Linked DNA regions of Homo sapiens: all the other regions are linked to region 1. Evidence: chromatin contacts called from ENCODE Hi-C or POLR2A ChIA-PET data. All regions are on one chromosome and are shown on one strand. Each heading gives the region's core, a stretch centred on a gene start or an enhancer-like site at or near the end of the contact. The rest is flanking DNA. Distances are from core to core; before and after follow the strand shown. Region 1 has its middle 50 kb from the start of MXI1. Region 2 overlaps XPNPEP1 (X-prolyl aminopeptidase 1). Region 3 has its middle 82 kb from the start of DUSP5-DT.

Evidence for each region. Hi-C counts contacts between places; a loop is a spot of excess contacts on that map. ChIA-PET counts read pairs that join two places held with the same protein, here RNA polymerase II (POLR2A). Pooled maps may share reads with other maps.
Region 2: a pooled map shows a loop between it and region 1 (3-fold over the local background). The contact joins two enhancer-like sites. A Hi-C loop is called at or near these places in 6 of 50 pooled maps. POLR2A ChIA-PET finds 5 or more read pairs at or near these places in 2 of 52 experiments (BJ and activated T-cell).
Region 3: a map of natural killer cell shows a loop between it and region 1 (10-fold over the local background). The contact joins two enhancer-like sites. A Hi-C loop is called at or near these places in 2 of 168 maps with a recorded cell type or tissue (CD8-positive, alpha-beta T cell and natural killer cell) and 5 of 50 pooled maps. POLR2A ChIA-PET finds 5 or more read pairs at or near these places in 1 of 52 experiments (GM12878).

The regions. Positions count from the first base shown.
Region 1 is chr10:110,155,075-110,159,557 of GRCh38, reverse strand. No RefSeq gene overlaps it. Among named protein-coding and RNA genes, the nearest start is that of MXI1, 50 kb to the left of the region's middle. Within about 2 kb of position 2,542, at least 2 of the 41 ENCODE cell types and tissues checked have a DNase peak (open chromatin) inside an H3K27ac peak, as active enhancers do.
Region 2 is chr10:109,881,814-109,886,296 of GRCh38, reverse strand. It overlaps XPNPEP1 (X-prolyl aminopeptidase 1), which reads left to right. Exons shown (of 21, transcript NM_020383.4): 8 at 1-51; 9 at 2,149-2,230; 10 at 3,655-3,865. Among named protein-coding and RNA genes, the nearest start is that of XPNPEP1, 39 kb to the left of the region's middle. Within about 2 kb of position 2,021, at least 12 of the 41 ENCODE cell types and tissues checked have a DNase peak (open chromatin) inside an H3K27ac peak, as active enhancers do.
Region 3 is chr10:110,411,948-110,416,430 of GRCh38, reverse strand. No RefSeq gene overlaps it. Among named protein-coding and RNA genes, the nearest start is that of DUSP5-DT, 82 kb to the left of the region's middle. RefSeq lists enhancers at 1,684-1,813, 988-2,187. Within about 2 kb of position 1,775, at least 12 of the 41 ENCODE cell types and tissues checked have a DNase peak (open chromatin) inside an H3K27ac peak, as active enhancers do.

The sequences.
Region 1 (4,483 bases), core at 1,293-3,792:
GTTTTCACGTTTTCAGTATTATGAATAATGCTGCTATGACCAAGCATGAGCAAGTTTTTGGATGGACATACGTTTTCGTCTCTCTTGGGTATACAGCTGGGAGTGGAACTGCGGGATGATAGAGGAACCTAGAACGTATGTTTTTTAAAGGAACTGCTAGACTGTTTTCCAAAGTGGCTGCACCATGTTACCTTCCCACCAGCAGTGTATGGGGGCTCCAGTTTCTCCACACCCTTGTCAACACTTGTTATTGTCTTTTTGTTTATAGCCATCCCAGTGGGTATGAACCGACCCAGAGCTTAAACTTTTAGCTGTTATTCTAGACCAGAGGCACTTAATGAACATGTGTTCAATGAATGAAAAAATAAACACATCTTGTCATTGTCCGTTGTGGGGTGTTCTGAATAATGGAACAAGATGGCTCAAAACTTGCCAACAAGAAGCTTTAGAAGAAGAGAAGGCTGTTTTCCTTTAAAATGGTGATCTGCTGGCTGGATCTGAGCCACCTGAGGGGCATTTTAAAAGTACAGATTCCCAGGCCCCATTTCCAGAGATTGATTTGGTAGGTAAGGTGGTATCTGGGAATCCGTATTTTTTTTTTTTTAAGAAAGCTTACCCAGATGATTCTGACATGCCACCGGGTTTGGGATCAGTCATCTAAAAGGGCATTTTGGAGTATAGTGCATGTATTTGCAATAAGCCAGTCATGTAAGTGTCTGCCAGAAAAACAAGTCTGTGGGAAGGACTGCAATGACACCTGGCTGAGTTTGGGAAGCTGAGGCCCTGCTCAGTGCTGCATTCCACATGGTGGGGGTAAGAAGAAAACTAACAAGTAAGACTCGCTGAGAGCTTACTTCCTTCCATCTATGTCTCTACATGCAATACCTCCTTTAATCTTTAAAACACCACCCTATGAGAAAGGTACTGTTAATGATTCCTTCTTTGCAGATGAAAAAACTCAGTCTCAGAGGAATTAAGCTGCCCAAGGTCTCACGACTCAGTCGCGTTAGGCTTGCAGCATGGTCTGTTTGACTCCTCTCTGCTGTTTTTCCTTCCTGGCCATTTCACTAGCCTTGAGGCACTCCCAGGATTCTGGAGGAGTCAGGACACAAAATGAAATACGCAGTAGCTGGAAAGGCCAACCAGGTAAAAACAAGATGCCTGGTGGGGTGTGCAGACAGGTTACGGCGGAAGTATTAGGGAGGAGGAGGGGAGGGGGCTCAAACAGAGGAAAAAGAAGTGGTTCTTTGTGGCAGGGCCTTTGGACAATTGGCAAGCCCCCAGCTGACCCAACTCCTGCTGCATCACGAGCTTCTTCTGTCCCCTATGCCTTCTGCCAGTCAGGGTGCTAATTTGCACGCTGGCCTTGCTTGCCCCAGAATGCCTTTCCACCCACCCTCTCCAGAGAGACTCAGATACAGCAAATATCCCTTAGATGCTTTCAGGTGCCATATCTCATTTAGATGCACTTTCAGATGAGGAAACTAAGGCTCAGAGACATTAAGTCACTTGCCTAAAATCCCACAGCAAATCAGTCGCAGTGCTGAGATTCAAACTTTATTTTTGACAACCTGATGTGGTTTAAATGTGTGTGCTCCTGCCCCCAATTTTTGTGTTGAAGCCTAATCCCCAATGTGATAGTATTAGGAGGTGAGGCCTTTGGGAGGTGATGTGGGTCATTAGGGCATAAGCCTCATGGTGGGATTACGACCCTTATAAAAGAGGCCAGAGAGAGAGTCCTTGCCCCTTCCACCATGTGAGGACAGAGCGAAAAGATGGCCATCTATTAGCCAGGAAATGGATCACTACCAGACACGGAATCTATTAACCAGGAAGCACCCAGGCTGGAGTGCAGTGGCACGATCTTGGCTCACTACAGCCTTGACCTCTGAGGCACAGACGATTCTCCCACCTCAGCCTCCCAAGTAGCTGGGACTACAGGCGTGCACCAACATGACTAGCTAATTTTTTGTGTTTTTTATAGAGATGGGGTTCTTGCTATGTTGCCCAGGCTGGTCTCAAACTCCTGGCTCAAGTGATTCTCCACCTCAGCCTCCCAAAGTGCTGGGATTACAGGCGTGAGCCACCGCACCCGGCCTTATTAGTGATTCTTAATTTGGGATAAATTGTGGGGCCCTTTGGATCCTGTCAAAAGCTCCCTTCCCCGTGTTGTGAGTGCCCACCCTGTGCGTGTGTGGGGCTCACTCACAGAGCATGCGCAGGGCAGTGTTCACACCCTGGTTAATAGCCTCTGCTTTATTCGTGATTTGAGGGGCCCCTCGCAGCAGCAGCGGTTTCACAAAAAACGTATAAAAATCTCTCAAAGACAAAGGCAACTTAACAAACTGGTTTATCACAGGGGTGGGCTGCTTCTTCACTGGCCCACGGGGACCCGGAAACCATCAAAAGCTGAGGCTGGGAAACCCAGCTTCCTGCTTCTGGCCTCAATTCCCCACCACTGTCACCACCATGACCACTAAAAATAAGACCAAACCCAGCCCACGCCCTCTCGACGTCGTTCTCCTCATGATTTAGCTGCCTGCTTCCTGTTGATCTTTCTTGTTTTATTTCACAGTCTCTGACTTCTGCTCACACCCCACTAGGCATCTCCCCAGTTTGAGCTGAAACAGGATTTAACCAGAAAGAAAAAGGGGTGGACGTGGGAAGCCGCAGGGGACTGAGGGTCCGTGTCCTGCCTCTCTGAATCCACACTTGCACCCTCCACCCAGTGGCTGCCCCAGGGGACTCTGGTCCAGACCCCATTCAAATGCTGCCAGGCGAGTTTGATGACTGCCTGGTCATAGGTTTTTGATAAATGTACTCGATCTCCCACCAATGGTTGTAGGGGTACGGAAGGCACAATCTCTATCCAGAATTATTCAATCACATGAGGTGAGGACTGGGCCACACAGGACACAAAATCTCTGGAAGCAGTTGATGAGAAATGCCATTTGCCCCTTCCCATTTGTCTCTTGGAAATTGAGGGTTGTAGGCTCAGTTTTCTGGTGGTGCCCCCAAATGCTTCTTCCAGCCATACTTTTTTTTTTTTTTTTTTTTTTTTGAGACAGAGTCTCTCTCTGTCACCCAGGCTAAAGTGCAGTGGTGTGATCATAGCTTGATGCAGCCTTGACCTCCCAGGTTCAAGTGATCCTCCTACCTCAGCCTCCCTAGCAGCTGGGACTACAGGCGTGTGCCACCACACCTGGCTAATTTTTGTATTTCTTTGGTAGAGACGGGGTTTCGCCATATTGCCCAGACTGGTCTTGAACTCCTGGGCTCGGGTGATCTGCCCGCCTCGACCTCCCAAAGTCCTGGGATTACAGGTGTGAGGCACCACGGCCAGCCTCAGCCATAATTTCAGACTCCATCCCTCCCAGGAGAGCTCCCTGGTGCCCTTCAGTAAAACTGAACTCCACTCTCTCCCGGTCTCTTGGCCTCCCTCTGCAATTTTTGTATTCATCTTCCTTGCTAGATTGTGAACCCTTGGAGGGGCAAGGATGATCTCTTAATCACTCTTTTTAGAAATTTCACAACTAATAGATGTTTACTATGTGGAAATATTAGAAAATTCAGATGGCTTCCCCACCACCTCCCCTGCAGAGAGGATAAAATGTATCCCTGATGCCCAGCTGGGACCTGTAACATTTTGGTGATCTTTCCATTTTCTTATGCAGACACACACACACACACACACACACACACACGCACGCACACACACCTAACAGAATGGAATCCAATACTCTATTTTGAGTCTATTACTCCTTTTTTTTTTTTTAAAAAAGTAAAGATTTGCTATAATTTTTTCATTTATTTATTTTTGTCTTTTTATTATTATTATACTTTAAGTTTTAGGGTACATGTGCACAATGTGCAGGTTAGTTACATATGTATACATGTGCCATGCTGGTGTGCTGCACCCATTAACTCGTCCTTTAGCGTTAGGTATATCTCCTAATGCTATCCCTCCCCCCTCCCCCCACCCCACAACAGTCCCCAGAGTGTGATGTTCCCCTTCCTGTGTCCATGTGTTCTCATTGTTCTATTACTCCTTTTTTAACTACTCGATAACCTTAAAACATTTTCATACCAACATTTTGCATCATTGAAAATCACTGCAGAGTTGTCTACCAGTTGTATCACAGTTTTCTCAATAAGCCCCTATTGTTGGACATTTAGGTTATAGTCATTTTTTTGAGACAGGATCTCACTCTGTCACCGAGGCTGGAGTGCAGTGGTGCAAACATGGCTCACTACAGCCTTGACCCCTTGGGCTCAAGCGATTCTCCCACCTCAGCCTCCCAAGTAACTGGGGCTACAGCCATATACCACCATGCCTGGCCAATTTTTTTTTTTAATTTTGTAGAAAGGAAGTCTCACTATGTTGCCCAGGCTGGTCTTTAATTCCTGGCCCAATTTTTTAAAAACAGCTTTGTTGGGATATAATTCGCATACCATAAAATTCACCATTTTAGGGTGTACAATT
Region 2 (4,483 bases), core at 772-3,271, 270 kb after region 1:
CTGAGAGGAACGTCATGTGGTTTGTGGTCACTGCCTTGGATGAGATTGCGTGTGAGTGCTCTGGTTTCGCTGTTTGGGCATGTTACCCGATCTCTCCTTTGGGTCTCTGGGTATCTGTGTGTTCATGCCATTCAACTTTCTGAGTGGCCAGGGAATAAGAAGAAGACTACGTCACCAAATGGGTATAGGAGATGCCAACTAGGATGAAGGAGAAAGAATTACAGGGAGCTGGGGAGGGGAGTGAGGCTTGTCCAGAGCAGTATTACAGCTGGGTGATGCCCACCTCTGGCCAGTCCCTCAGGACCATGGCACCTCTGAGGAAGGGCATTTCCTACAAATATTTTATGTCTGTCAGCCTCTGTAGGTGTAGAAGTGGGCTCATAGGAGAGGCCTTCTTTCTTTACACTTGTCCTGTGGTTTCCTAAGGTCTTTATAGTGAGAATGTTCTGGGAGCATTTCTACCTCAGAAAACTAGGAACTAAAAGTTCCTCCCCAAGCCCTTTGATGTAATAGTAGTTTCTCAGTCTTTGGACCTTAACCCACCTTCATGCAGTTGTTCAGCACCTTCTTTCATCTAAAACCTGACGGAATCTGGTTGAACCTTCCTGTCCTGTCTTCTGGTTTCTGAGTGGATTTGACCCAGGGCAACTGAGAAGAGGCACTGCTTTATCTTTTTGCCTTCTCACTAGAGAATGAGACCCTACTGCAGTGTCCTCTCTCTTCAGTCCCTGCATCTTCCATCCACAAAACATTGTCAAGTGTGTCAGTGACTTACATCCCTAATTAACTTAATGATCTCAACGTCAGAGAAAAACACCTGTAAAACTTTTCTCTCTCCCTGATTGTAACAAAAACACAATCCCATGATAGAAAACTTGGAAAATGCAGAGGAAGTAAAAAGAAGAAAAAAAAAATCACGTATAAATTCTGTTACTTAGAGATAATCAGTGTCAATATTCTATGCATATATCATTTTATAGCCTGATTTTTTCACTGTATCAGTACACTATAAGCATATACAAGCATAATTTTAAGTGAGTATTAAATACTCCATCATGTGGTTATACCATAATTTATTTAACTGTTTCCCTAAGGATGACCTTTGGGTTATTTGCAGTAATCCTGTAATTTATTATGATGCTACCATCAAAATCTTGGTTCATGAATCCATGTCTTAGTGTTTGATAATTTTCTTCCTATTTCTGGTTGGCTTTTAGGGCTTTTGACTCATCTTGCCCTTTGTCTGCCAGAAAGTTTGCACCTTTGTATTTGAATTTGTCTGTCTTGCCACACCTGAACACCAGGTACTGTCATTTTTAAAGAAGTGCTAGTATGATAGGTAAAAAATGGTGCCTCATCACTTTAAGAAGCCATTATTTTAAAATAGAGGTTATACTTTTAATGCCCAGGCGTTTTTTTGCTCTGATCCTCATGAGAACAAGTGACGGAAGCTGGAAGTCCTGGGACCAGAACTGTGCTCTCTCCTGGTCTGTCTAGTTCTCAGACGTTCAGCAACATCACTGTTACTGGCTGTCCGCAGGTCCCCCACCCAGTCGTGGTGCCAGAGCAGACCCATGGGTGGGCTGCAGGCTCTGATTTCATTGGTGAGCTGCAGCCTTGCTGACTCACTGCTTTTCTTTCCACCTCTGACAGGAAGCTCCGTCTCCATGGGGCTCACTGACCCTTACAGAGGAGGCTTGCCTGGCTTCCCTTGTGGGAGGGTCTCAGTTTTTCTACCCTAGGTCATCTGCCTCAGAAGGGAGAGAGTGCTCGTCTCCTTCCTTTTTATTTGGGAGCGCCAGAGGTTTGTCGGCTTCAAGGCCAGGCCTGGCAGGTCACCACTAGGCGGATCATTTCAACTCCTTGTGGGGGCAGTTCTCAGGATTTCAACTAATAGCTTTTATTCCCTTCTCCGGGCAGTGATGTGGAAGCCTGAGAAACAGCTCTGGTGCCATCACGTGGTGGACATGAGCAATTGCAGCTCAGAGGTGGAACCAGACGGGAGTCAGGCTTCCAGCCTTTCTGTGCGATTCCACTGAATCCTTGCGCAGCAGCTGGACTCCAAGCTGAAGCTCTTCCCTCCCGCTACAAGCGACCCCTTAACATCTTAAGTCAGACAGGTGACAGGGATTTTGATTTCTTTTCTAGGGCTATTTAATCTCCGAGGATCAGATGTGGAGCACAATCCAGTATTTTTCTCCTACGCAATCATAGGACTAGAGACGATCATGTGAGTGTTTGCCCTGCATCTGGAACTCCCTTCCAGAGCTCCTCAGAGCCCTAGTGTGCCCTTTCTGGTCCTGGCCCACCCATCACTGCCTGATATTTCACTGATGTGCTTCTTTTTTCTTGCCCTTTTAACATTTTCCCTTCTTGTTTTCCTTAGCAGTAGGTGTTTATTTATATCCTGCCTCTCTTTGAGCCCCCAAAATGGTTTGAAACGCATGAAAGTGTCTATAGTTCGGGCCACCCATTTGATGTCAAGTTTTCTAGCAGCCAGTGTTAAGGGGTATATATGCTCAATTATACAATTCTGGGTCCACAATGCAAATAAACCCAGTCATTTTGAAGGTCAAAAATAATATGGGAAAACCCCTCCAACTACGCTTTGTTGAATTGTCAGTTTATTTTTTCAAAGCATTTCGTGTGGCCTTCTTTTCATTACTGTTCTATTTCAATAGCTTTTTGCATTAAGACAACACATTTATTAAGTGCTGGTGATGTGCTAAGGGTCTCTGTTAGGTGCTAGGGTGACTGAAACAGGACGGGGTCCTTGGCTGGAGTTGGGGAGATGAGCATGTCCTCTTTCTAAAGTATTTGGGCACATAAGTGGGCACCAGTCTGCTTGTGGGACAGATACAGGTGTTACGAGAGGGGCCTGACCTAGACTTGGAGATCAGAGCAGACTCTTGGGGAAAGTAATATTTTGAAGCAGAGAGTAAGGATAAATGTGGGTGAGTTAGGTGAATGGCAGGGTGAGGAGGGGCGGGGAACCATGATCCAAGCAGAGGGAACAGCATTTTCAGAGACTCTGGACAGTAGAGAGCACAGTGCATGTGGAGGACCTGAAGTGGTTCAGTGAGGTCAGAACATAGTGAGGCCAGAATGTGAGCAGGGGCCACAGAAAAGAGAGGCCTTGTGGGCCACATTCAGGAGCTTGGGTTCTTTTTCTGAACAAGAATAGTGGGAAGCTATTGAACGAATTTTTCAGAGGGAACCACATGTTAGATGTACAAGTTGTAAAGAATATTATGACTGAAACATCGGTAGATGGGGAAAGACTTAGAGGCTGTGGCACTAACCCAAGTGAGAGATGGTGGGACCTGAACCTGAGTGGTGACTGGGCGAGGCTGTAGATGAGCTGGACAGATTAGATGGAGATTTAGGCTGTGGGTCCCAAGGTCTTAATGAAGGACGGGAAGAGGGTCATCAGTGAAGGAGGACACTGCCCAGATTTCTGGCTTGGCAGATTGGGTGGATGGGGGCAGGGAATGCACCTTGGAGGGCAGGATTTGGGAAAGGAGTGGGGAGGAGAGAAAAGGGGCTTGGTTTTGGTTGCCAGGAAACAGAGCCTGATGTGTATGTGTGTCTGTGTTGCCACCTCTCACTCATGTTCCCTCCTTTTTCTGCCACCCACCTCTCCTCCATCTGCAGGCTCTTCATTGATGGTGACCGCATAGACGCCCCCAGTGTGAAGGAGCACCTGCTTCTTGACTTGGGTCTGGAAGCCGAATACAGGATCCAGGTGCATCCCTACAAGTCCATCCTGAGCGAGCTCAAGGCCCTGTGTGCTGACCTCTCCCCAAGGGAGAAGGTGTGGGTCAGTGACAAGGCCAGCTATGCTGTGAGCGAGACCATCCCCAAGGTTGGTGACCCCACTTTGGCCCATCTAAACTCTGCCACCCCCTTCCCAGTTCTGGTATTGTCTTTGGAGCACAGGCAGATTTCTGAGGCTGCCTGTTGGATCAGAACTGTGGTCTCCATGGATGAGGCCTTAAAGCTGGAGCCATAGCAAGAGCCTGAGGGCCCTTATTGCTTGTTGAGTCTTGTGTTTTCCAGAGTGTGGCATGAGAGATTATTTTAGGTGGTACACATTATTATTTAGGTTTGCTTAAATATATCTGTTTTAACAGCATTTAGCATATAATAGAAAAAACATAACTAGCATGAGTTCATGATATAATTATTTAAAATAAAGTTGAATTTAATAAAGCTGATTTAAAGATGGTCTAAAGTAAAGTACTAAGTGAATAAGGGTACAGCAGTTAAGAAGCTAGGGTAAAAGCTGTGCAGGTGGTATAAGAATGCTTGAAGCTTGGGAAATGCTTCTCTACCCCCTCCTTCTGCCGCACCACATTTTATAGCTAAGGACACTTGAGGCTCAGAGAGGATTGGGGAGTTGGGGATTTGGGGATTTGTCAAATTCAAGTGATAGTGATAGCCTTGCCCTTTACTGAGCCCTTGCTGGGCAGTGCTAAGCAGC
Region 3 (4,483 bases), core at 526-3,025, 260 kb before region 1:
GATTACAGGTGTGAGCCACTGTGCCTGGCCCAAAATGTATTTTAAACTACTTGAATATTTGTAATAAGCAGCACCATGCACATTTAGAAGTGATACGTGATTTTCACACACTGGAGCTCACCTCAGTTGTGTTCACACTGATTTCATAAGTAACACAGTAACATGTTGGAAACTTGAACTTCTTAGAAAATATATTTAAACTAGTGGAGTGAAGCTTTTATTGTTCACATACACTGGGGCCCTGTGTCGGGTCAAATCTTATTTGGAAAAAGGGTTCTGTTTAAAAAGATCTCACAGGCATTGGGCTTCGTCACCAGGAAGAGAGATAAGGAGAAGTGATATGACCAGTGTTTCTGGTGAGTGACTTCTGTGTCCCACAACTGTGTTGGAAGATTTTCTCAGCAGACTGCAGAACATCTTATCTGAGCTCTGGTCTGAGCAGTGCCACTGATTGGCAGACATTTGCAAGTTGGTTCTGGAAGTCACTGGTAGCTGACAGCTCCAGGCCAATCTGAAAGAGGTAGGGCCCGTTTCTGCACCAGGGCAGAAGAGTGAAGCCTTTCAGGAGCTGCCTGGGGATAAGAAACAAATACTAAGAACTCAAATCACAAGTTGCCTAGCTCCAATGTGCCAGGCGACGGGCTGCACCTCTCACCCATGCAAATACATTTGTCCCTCACATGTACATAAGGAGGTTTAGCCTCATTTTATAGGTGAGGAAAGTGGTACACAGATAGTTTGACACCCCCCAAATTCCCTAGCTAGTGAGTGACAGTGCTGGGAGCAAACCCCCAAGTCTGGGATGGGGATCAGAAACTCACAGTTTTAATGAGCACCCCAGGGGATTCAGGTAATTCTGATGCAGGTGGTCCACACACCCTTCTCCGAGAAATACTCTACTACATTATACTGGGTGCAGGGGCTGGATACAGACTGAAGTAGAAATAGTTCTGACCAACAGTGGCCTTGTCATCAGCACCTGCTTTTTACCAACCTTTTACCTAACAGGTGGCTCTGCCTGAACAAGGTCTTAGAGGGGTCTCTGGACATCTGATACAGGCAAGCATCTGCCCCTTTCTTTGCTTCCATTTTCACCTCAATAGAGCAAGGGATGACATCTTGGTGCCCTTCCTGCTCTCAATCCTGTGAATCCATTACCAGCCTCTGTGACCTGAGTACCAGACCAGGAGCTCCAAGGTTGGGTCTCAGAGTGGTAAAGGGTCTTGCTTGAGTCAAACAGTTAGTAAGTAGTAAAGCCTCCTTTAGTCAGGCTGCTGGGGTCCAGATCTCCACCATCTTAACTCCCAAGCAGTGGTGTCCCCAAGGACGGGGCCATAGGAATGGTGCACATGGGTACAATAAGAGGTCATATCATCTACAGAAAAATTACAAACAATAATAAACTGACTAACAGTGATGCACCAGCAATTCTAATCAACGTCAGTGATAAACTACTTCTGTCCCCGCCACACCCCCACTAGCTTGGTATGCCACCCACTGCCACCCTCTGCCGCATTCTCTCCTGGGGTTATGTGAGTCACTGCTGTGCAGTGAGGCTTCTCAGAGGAAGGAGAGGAAGAGACCTTGTTAGGGGTGGGGGTGAGGTCTCTTCAATGTGGTCCCCATCCGGCCACACCATCTGTGACAAAGACACCCAAGAGAATGTGGTCTGGGTGACTACAGGGCTCATTTACCTCAGGCTAAAAATAGGTGCATTCCCCGCAGCAGGTGGGTGACTCAGCAGGCCTGAGGAAAGCTTCTAGATGGAGGAAGCGCAGTCTTGCCAGCCCAGGTTTCCCCCCGGTACCAGAACAACAGGAAGGGGCTGATGACGGAATTGTAGCATGCATTTCACAACCCCTTCTGCGCCTCCCAACTTTCCCCTGCTGCCGTTCCCCAAACTCCCTGTTCAAAAATTGCTGTTCAAATTCCTGAAATTGCTAGTCCAATTGAGAGCCCAAATGAGACCATGTGGCCAACTGCTCAAACTTATGGTAGCTTTCTTCCAGACCTTAAAGAGAGAGGCGAGAGAAGGTGCATGCATGTATGTGTGTGTGCACACGTGTGTGAGAGCAGGTACATGAGAAGCAGGCCACAGAGCGTCTATACTGGAGTCTGCCTTTGTCTCTGACCTCCCAACCTGGCCGCTGGCCACATACAGTGGAACCCAAGGAGGACTGCTGATGCTCTCTGATCATTTTCTGCAATGCGTTATGCCCTGGGAAATGAAAAGTGCTCCCTTCTTTCCATCCCCAGACTTTTCAGGAAGCAAGCACAGTCCTGACCTTCTAGATATATCTCCAGAGGCTCAACAGAAGCTGAGGAGTGAGGCAATTATTTGAAGAATTCAACCCCACTTCAGGCAGCTGTCTGAGCAGATTGATGCAACGGGAAGAGGCAAGACTGAGCGCCAGGACCTAGTTTCTCGTCCTGGTGCTGCCGCTCATTTGCTTTGTGACCTTGAGCAAATCAGTTTTCCTCTCGAGCCTCTAGTTTCTTTCTCCTCTGCACATCCATTTGTTATTTCTTCAACAAATACCTATTAAATGCATACTGGGCCATGCACCTGAGTATACCATGCTAGATTCAGGAACAAGCAACTATGGAGGATGAAAAATGTCCAGGAAGTCTTTGCACCTCCTCCTAACAAAAACTAGCACTACTTCTCTGTCCTTTGACTCTAGGATGACCTTGTAACTTGCTTTGACTAATGCTGCGAAAGTGACTCTTGACTTTTGCTCTCGCCCTCTTGGAACCCAGCTACCACATGAGGAAGCCCCAGCTAGTCTGCTGGAGAGGCCACATGGAGGAGAACTGAGCCTCCCTCACTGACAGCCTCCACCAACAGCCCATCAAGTTAGACTATGCAGTCCCAGTCAACAAGCCACTTGACCAAAAATGTAAGAGTGAGCCCAGCCAAAACCATCTGGAGCAGAAACAAGCCACCCTGCTGAGCCTTGACCAAACTGTCAACCCACAGAATTGTGAGCAATTACATGGTTGCAGTTTTCAGCTATTAAGTTGTGGTGGTGGCTTGTTATTGATATAATTAATGTTTATTGACAATTTCCAATGTGCCATTGACAATGCTAAATGTTTTACATATATAATTTCATTTATTCCTCCCATCAACCATGTGAGGCAGGTACTACTATTCAAATATCCATTTTACAGATGAGAACACTGAGGCACAGGAAGGAGAAGCAACTTGCTGAAGATCAAAGAACAGCTGGGTAGGGGAGCTGGGATATGAGGCCAGGCAGTCCAAGCTTCAGAGCCTACACTGGTAATTCACCACCACCTTACACAGAACCAAACAGACCTGGTTCTTGCCCTTACAGAGTTTATCATCTAGGTGGGAGACTGGCATTAAAGAAACACAGAAATAAATATACAATCACAAATATTGATGAGTGCTAGGAAGAAGACAGATGCTACGGTGTGTTCACAGAGAAGGCCTCTAGGGAGGCCCGAGGGTCAAAGGGGCAACCAGCTGAGCGAGCTGGGGCAAAGACCAGAGGATTAGAATGTGATTTTGCAATTTCTGTCAGCATAGATGTCCCCTGGGAAGCCTGGTAGAAATGCAAAAAAGACCTGGGCCTAATTCCCCAGAGGTTCTGATTTTCACCAGTCACCTCCAGATATTCTGATTTGCTGGCTTTGCTTGATTGGGAGCCTGATAATTCTTTTTGTTTTTGTTTTTCTTTCTTTCTTTCTTTTCTTTCCTTCCTTCTTTCTTTCTTTCTTTCTTTCTTTCTTTCTTTCTTTCTTTCTTTCTTTCTCTCTCTCTCTCTCTCTCTCTCTCTCTTTCTTTCTTTCTTTCTCTCTCTCTTTCTCTCTCTCTCACTCTTTCTTTCTTTCTTTTTGAGATGGAGTCTTGCTCAGTCACCTAGGCTGGAGTGTAGTTGTGCAATCTCGGCTCACTGCAACTTCTGCCTCCCGGGTTCAAGCGATTCTCCTGCCTCAGCCTCCCCAGTAGCTAGGATATTACAGGCATGTGCCACCACACCCGGCTAATTTTTGTATTTTTGGTAGAGACAAGGTTTCACCATGTTGGCCAGGCTGGCTGGTCTCCAACTCCTGACCTTGTGATCCGCCTGCCTCGGCCTCCTAAAGTGCTGGGATTACAGGCTTGAGCCACTGCACCCGGCCTTCTTTTTCGTTTTTAAACGTGCCCCCCAGCTGATTTTTCTCATAAGGGAAATTTGAGAAGTACAGCTCAGTAGTATCGTGTGAATAGATTAAACAAAATAGCTGCCCAGCCCCCATTCTGAGAGAGATTATGATCCATTTGGTCTGGGGTATTTTTTTTTGAGACAGAGTCTCACTCTGTCACCCAGGCTGGAGTGCAGTGGTGTGATCTCAGCTCAGTAGAGACAGGGTTTCACCATGTTGGCCAGGCTGTTCTCGAATTCCTGACCTCAGGAGATCCTCCCACCTTGGCCTCCGAAAGTGCTGGGATTACAGGTGTGAGCCACCGCAT